Linked DNA regions of Homo sapiens: region 2 is linked to region 1. The links are chromatin loops, found by intact Hi-C in ENCODE. Cell type or tissue: dorsolateral prefrontal cortex. All regions are shown on one strand. Links, peaks and the distances in the headings refer to the core of each region. The heading gives the core; the rest is flanking DNA.

Evidence for each region. Hi-C counts contacts between places; a loop is a spot of excess contacts. Peaks named below come from ENCODE experiments on the same cell type or tissue, not always from the same donor. Only the 100,000 strongest peaks of a DNase experiment are listed, where the experiment ranks them.
Region 2: it touches region 1 in a loop (1.9-fold over the local background); 2 of 110 quality-filtered maps call a loop at or near these places.

Annotation. Positions count from the first base shown.
Region 1 is chr21:26,117,141-26,120,059 of GRCh38, reverse strand. The region is part of intron 1 of APP (amyloid beta precursor protein); the gene reads left to right. Among named protein-coding and RNA genes, the nearest start is that of APP, 52 kb to the left of the region's middle. In dorsolateral prefrontal cortex, for the core only: no CTCF peak of the experiment used is centred there; a DNase peak (open chromatin) is centred at 1,287; H3K4me3 peaks cover 963 bases; H3K27ac peaks cover 2,500 bases.
Region 2 is chr21:26,033,671-26,036,589 of GRCh38, reverse strand. The region is part of intron 5 of APP (amyloid beta precursor protein); the gene reads left to right. Among named protein-coding and RNA genes, the nearest start is that of APP, 140 kb to the left of the region's middle. In dorsolateral prefrontal cortex, for the core only: no CTCF peak of the experiment used is centred there; no DNase peak of the experiment used is centred there; H3K27ac peaks cover 2,408 bases.

The DNA.
Region 1 (2,919 bases), core at 220-2,719:
ACATTTGATATAAAACAGTAGAAATTTAGAAATTGAATATATGTAGAATATCTCTTGTACCAAAAATGAAGAGGAATAATAGATTTTGATTTTTCTTTGTTGTATTCTGTGCTGGGTGCTAATCTGTCCTAGCTGTCAGAACAAGTAGAAGCCATACTGGAAAATCATTTATTTGTTACTATCAAATTTATTTCAGTGAATGCCATTCAAACCACTCTCTCTGAGGAGCCCAGTTACCAAGTCCTCCACCTTGTTAGCAACATGGACTTAAATGCACTAATTCTAGAATGAGATCTTAGCAAAGTACCAGCATTTGAGATTTGTGCAAATTGAGCTCTTAAACTGTGTGTATATGTGTGTGTGTGTGTGTGTGTTCATTCTAGCACTCCCACTACATACCATACAAGTAGCTGTATAGCAGGTATATATACATGTGTATATGTACATAGGTAGGTATATGTCAACTGTTGAAAAACTAGAAAATACACATTAAATAAAGTAAGGGTTGATAAACATTAGTAGTTGGAACATTGGGAGATTTGGACTTCTACTTTGCAGATTCAGTTGGCTGCATTAGATTTAAGGAAAGAACTAACTTTGGAGAAATTTGTGTTTGCATTTCAGGAGAGATTTCTTAAAGAGGAAACTACCAGAGGTTAGTAGATATTAACATCTAGTGATTTAAATTTGAGAAATGCAAATTAGACATTTAAGCTGTGGGTTTGCTTCCCGTTTTACTTGCTCTAAAAGTAATTTTTTTAAAAGCCAGTAACAAAGACATGCAAAATAGTACTGCCATGGGGGAAAAATTACTTGAAAATAATATTCAAGATTGAAGAATTAAAAAAGCTTGACATCTAGTACCAGGAATGCCAGCTGGCTTGTTCTGTCAAAAAGCAAGCATGTGCTTTGGAATAACACTCTTGAGTAGACTCTAGGCGGGTTTTGAGCCCTTCTGATTATCTAAATAGATGTGGAAGTGACTTATCTTGGTTTTTCTGAGTCAAATGAGATAATGAGCAAAGGCCTTAGTAGGTCTTTGATTTTTGCCTCTAACCCTTTTTCTATCTGCATGTTCACAAGGTCAAGGCTGATGAGATATGGCAATATTGAGAGAGTCAGAATAGGATAAAGATCTCAAATACTATATATATATTTTTTTTTCATTTTTTTTTCCCTTTGGTGACTGTATGAGACATGTCAGTAAAACTTTAAAGACAGGCCAGGCGTTGTGGCTCATGCGTATAATCCCAGCACTTTGGGAGGCCGAGGCGGGCAGATCACTTGAGGTCAGGAGTGGCAACATGGCAAAAACCCGTCTCTACTAAAAAATACAAAAATTAGCCAGGCGTAGTGGTGCACGCCTGTAGTCCCAGCTACTCAGGAGGTTAAAGCACAAGAATCGCTTGAACCCAGGAGGCAGAGGTTGCGGTGAGCCGAGATCACCCCGCTGCACTCCAGCCTGGGCGACTGAGCAAGACTCTGTCTCAGAAAACGAAACAAAACAAAAGACACACAGAAAAACTGTAAAGACAGAATGAAAGAGATGAACTTTTTACATCTCGCTCATTTCATCACATACTATATAGTATGTGTATGGTTTCATATATGTTAGTGTGTGTGTATGTATATATATGAAGTTAAAAGAAAACATTCACCTTTTAAGACTAAATGGACATTGACTAGATTGTAAACTGTTTTTGAGGCTAAGAGTTTGTTTGCCATGCATAAGGCTCTATTTTTTGTAATTCCACTTTTATATTCATTTATATCAGTCCTAGCAGTAGATGCCACTCTTACTGGGTCCTGCCTAAATGCATGCTTCAAATGTTGGTTATTAATTTCACGAGTAGTGAATAACAAAGACTCCTATTGAGGGACCTCTTGATTTCCTACTGGGCACCAGCAGCAAGCATGACTTACTGGCCTTCTTATGAGTGGGTAGGAGTTTTGGGTCAACTTGAGAACATCTATCCTTTGAGTAGTAAAAAAGCTTGGTATTAGGTTGGCACAAAAGTAATTGCGATTTTTGCACCAATCTAATATCAACAGAGGCCGTGAAAAACATCAAGGGAGGATAGCTTGTAATTAGAAGCCAGATCAACAGTGACCCAAAAAGAATTTCAGGTTTCCAGGAGTGAAATATGTAGATTACTCCTCTGAAAGGAATTGTTTTTCTCCTATTCGCTTTCATGGCAAATCATTTTTTAAGCCGAAACTCAAGCTCTGAAATAATTGTGTAGCAAATAGTGGCTGTGAATAGATGTGGCAACTCTCCACAAGGGTAAATAGAAACCACTTGCAGTTTCAGTCATCACATTTTATTTTTCTTTTTTAATAGCTTCTCTATTTTTGCTCACCACAAATACATGCACACACACACACAGGGGCAAAGCCTTGGAAAATTGCAATTTTCCATTTTAATTTGAGAGACAGCCCGGTCACATTAACAGAACCCTTGACGGAATAGGTTGAATTCCCTTCTCTGTCCCTATAACCCCATGGCCTTGGACATATCCTTACCTGGTGCCCTTTCCTCCCTCTTATGGTCCACTTTTGTGATTCTGATTTTAATTTCAGTTCTCTGTTAGTGATGAAATGAGCAACTGCAGATGTTCCGCTTACACTGGAAATACTTTTTTGGCATTTAAAAGAAAACCCTACAGATGAATTATTCCCCTGAAAGGGGTTCACTCAGATTTTCTAGATTATGATTCTAGAAAATAGTTCTTTACATTTGACAATGGAGAATTTAAATGTTTTAATATGAAAATGTAAAGCACTCTTGTGGGGTATAGTTGAATTATGCCCAGGTTAAGGGAATCCAGTATTTATGTCAGGAAACCATGGATGTGATAGAAATAGTATCGCTACAAAGCTGGGCACAGTGGCTCATGCCTGTAATCCCAACATTTTGGG
Region 2 (2,919 bases), core at 291-2,790, 84 kb after region 1:
TTGCTCTGTCATCAGTATTAGTTGACAGGCAAGTAAGATAGTACTTCTCTTCATAACCCCTTTACCTGCCCAGCAGAATACCAGTACAGACAGACCCAGAATATCTCTGGGCTCAAGAATCCAGACATTTATAGGATGGGACTTTTATCTATAAATCACCTTAAGATTAGTAAGTTCTTAGAATTGGTTACCTTTGCCATTTCTCAGAAGCCCTTTGTCTAGTAACCTGTGTGTCACTGTCATTTCCAGCCTGTCTTTCCTACACATTGTTTATGCAGGCTTTAGGAGTGCCCACCCCCCAGTTCTACCCCCCACCCCCACCCTAGCCTTTGTGGTTTTAATTATCCTGTCTTGGCTGATTTTGTTTTGTTTTGACATTTCATCCATTAAATTCCTGACACTGGCTATCTCTTTACAATTATTATACTATTTTTCTTTCTGGCTCGCTCTTCCTGATTGCTGTAATCCATGCCCTTGACTTTAAATACCATTTGTAAGTAGACTAGGCCAAGGTTTATTTCTCTAGGCCAGACTCTACCTAGTTATTTCATAGGCATATGAATCCTAACATGTCCAAATGAGAGTTCTTAATTCCCCTGCTACCCAGTCCTCAATGTGGTTCTCTCAAAGCTATTCTATCTCAGTAATGGTCCTATGCCCTCTCCTAGGGATTATTGCTGAGAACCTAGAACTCATCATCGTCTCTTCTGCACATCCTATGAATTCTGGATTTATCCACTTATCTCCATCTTTTCCAGCACTAATCTAAACTCCCATTGTTTCTTGCTGGAGTTATTTCCGTATCCTGCTAATCTCTGCTCTCGTTCTCTCTCCCTGACACATGCGCTGCTTTCTTCTCCCACACCAAGCCATTCTCTGTACAGCAGCCAGGATGTAGAGTGTTTATTTACATAAAGCAGATCCTGGAACCCCCAAATTTAAGTTGTGTTCGTGGCTTACCAATACGCTTAAAAACCAAGTGCACAGAGAGAAAACAATGAAGCCTTATTTGGATATGCTGAGGATAATTGATAACGGGTAACAACTAACAAACACGTAGTTGGTGTCAGGTTTGACCTCCTACATTCCTTACAGGTATTAGTGTATTTGACCCAGCTCCTCCCTACCTCCGCAGTATCACCCCATGCCTCTCTTTCCCCCGACTCTCCCCTGCTCAGTGTCACACAAGTCAATATCCCCAGCTTGCTAACCCCCGGGCTGACAGATCTCATTGTCTATAATGGATGTTCCAAGGTCCCACCTTCAGCCTCAGTTTTGTTGCCATCTTTCCAGAATGAATTCCCTTGATCATTCTGTTTTTTGGAGACAAGGTCCTGCTCTGTCACCTAGGCTGGAGTGCAGTGGCATGATCATGGCTCACTGTAGCCTTGACCTCCCTGGCTCTGGAGATCCTCCTGAGTAGCTGGGACTACAGGCTGCACCTGGCTAATTTTTTTTTAATTTTTAGTGGAGACAAGATCTCACTTTGTTGCCCAGGCTTGTCTCAAACTCCTGAACTCAAGCAGTCCTCCCACCTCCGTCTCCCAGAGTGCTAGAATTACAGGCATGAGCCACCATGCCTGGCCCTGATCATTCTTTTCTGAAGAAAACACCCCTTCTTCATTATTCTCAATCCTAGCAGCCTATTTACTTCCATTCTGAAATGAATCACATTTTAGTATTTTATTGGTTCGTTGTCGTTCTCTCCCCCCATAGAATGTAATCTCTCTGAGTACAGGGAGCTTATCTTTTTCCCTTTTGGAGCCTCGGATCCAGCAGAATGCCAGACACTTAGCAGCCACTAGCATTTGATGAGTGAATGGCTTTTCATACACAATTTTAGACATTGTTCCTGATTGGTCTCTCTAGTCAATAATAGATTTATCAAATCTAATCGATAATAGATTTCTTTTTCTTTTCTTTTTTTCTTTTTCTTTTTCTTTTTTTTTTTGAGAAGTCTTGCTCTGTCGCCCAGGCTGGAGTGCAGTGGCATGATCTTGGCTCACTGCAGGCTCTGCCTCCCAGGTTCACGCCATTCTCCTGCCTCAGCCTCCCAAGTAACTGGGACTATAGGCGCCCGCCACCATGCCCAGCTATTTTTTGTGTTTTAGTAGAGATGGGGTTTCACTGTGTTAGCCAGGATGGTCTCGATCTCCTGTCCTCAAGATCCGCCCGCCTCAGCCTCCCAGAGTGCTGGGATTACAGGCCTGAGCCACCGTGCCTGGCCGATAGTAGATTTCTTTTATTGATTAGAGAGACTAATCAGCAACAATGTTTTAAAATTCTCACATAGATCTCTGAATGGGAAAGCAGTCTTGAATTATGCTTGCAGGGAGAGAGAGGGGAAGGAAGGAGGAGGAATGGTATAATTAGACTTCATAAGGCTAGATTTTGTTTCTACTTAAATAATGGTATCACAGTGGGACATATTATCCATGCAGAAAGTGAGTGGGCATCTGGTCTATTATCTGTGGTCTTTCAGGAATGGCAGCTCTTTAGTTTAAAAAACAACAAAGTGCAGCACTGTTTATTTAATGGAAATAGAAAAGCAGTGCCTGTGTATTAGTGGCTCAGATTTTTTTGTTCTTTGTTTTCAGCTGTCTGCTGTATGCCTCTCCAGCGGGGTCTTACAGAATCTCAAGTCTACCATGATCAAAGCTGAACCCATTAGCTCCATTTCTTAATTCCTCCTGTATCCTCTGTTACCATTAGTAACTATTCTCCAACTCAAAGCATCAGATTCCTCCTCTTACTCACTCCCTTCATCCCCAGTCACCAGTTCTGTGCTGTTATTTTATCCAAGTTCTCAGTAGGCTTCACGAGCACCGCCTTCACATCCCAACTGTCGCTCCTCCACCTATCTGTCCTCCATGCTTCTGCTAGCTCATGTTTGTTGCAATACAACTAACCTTGCCACTC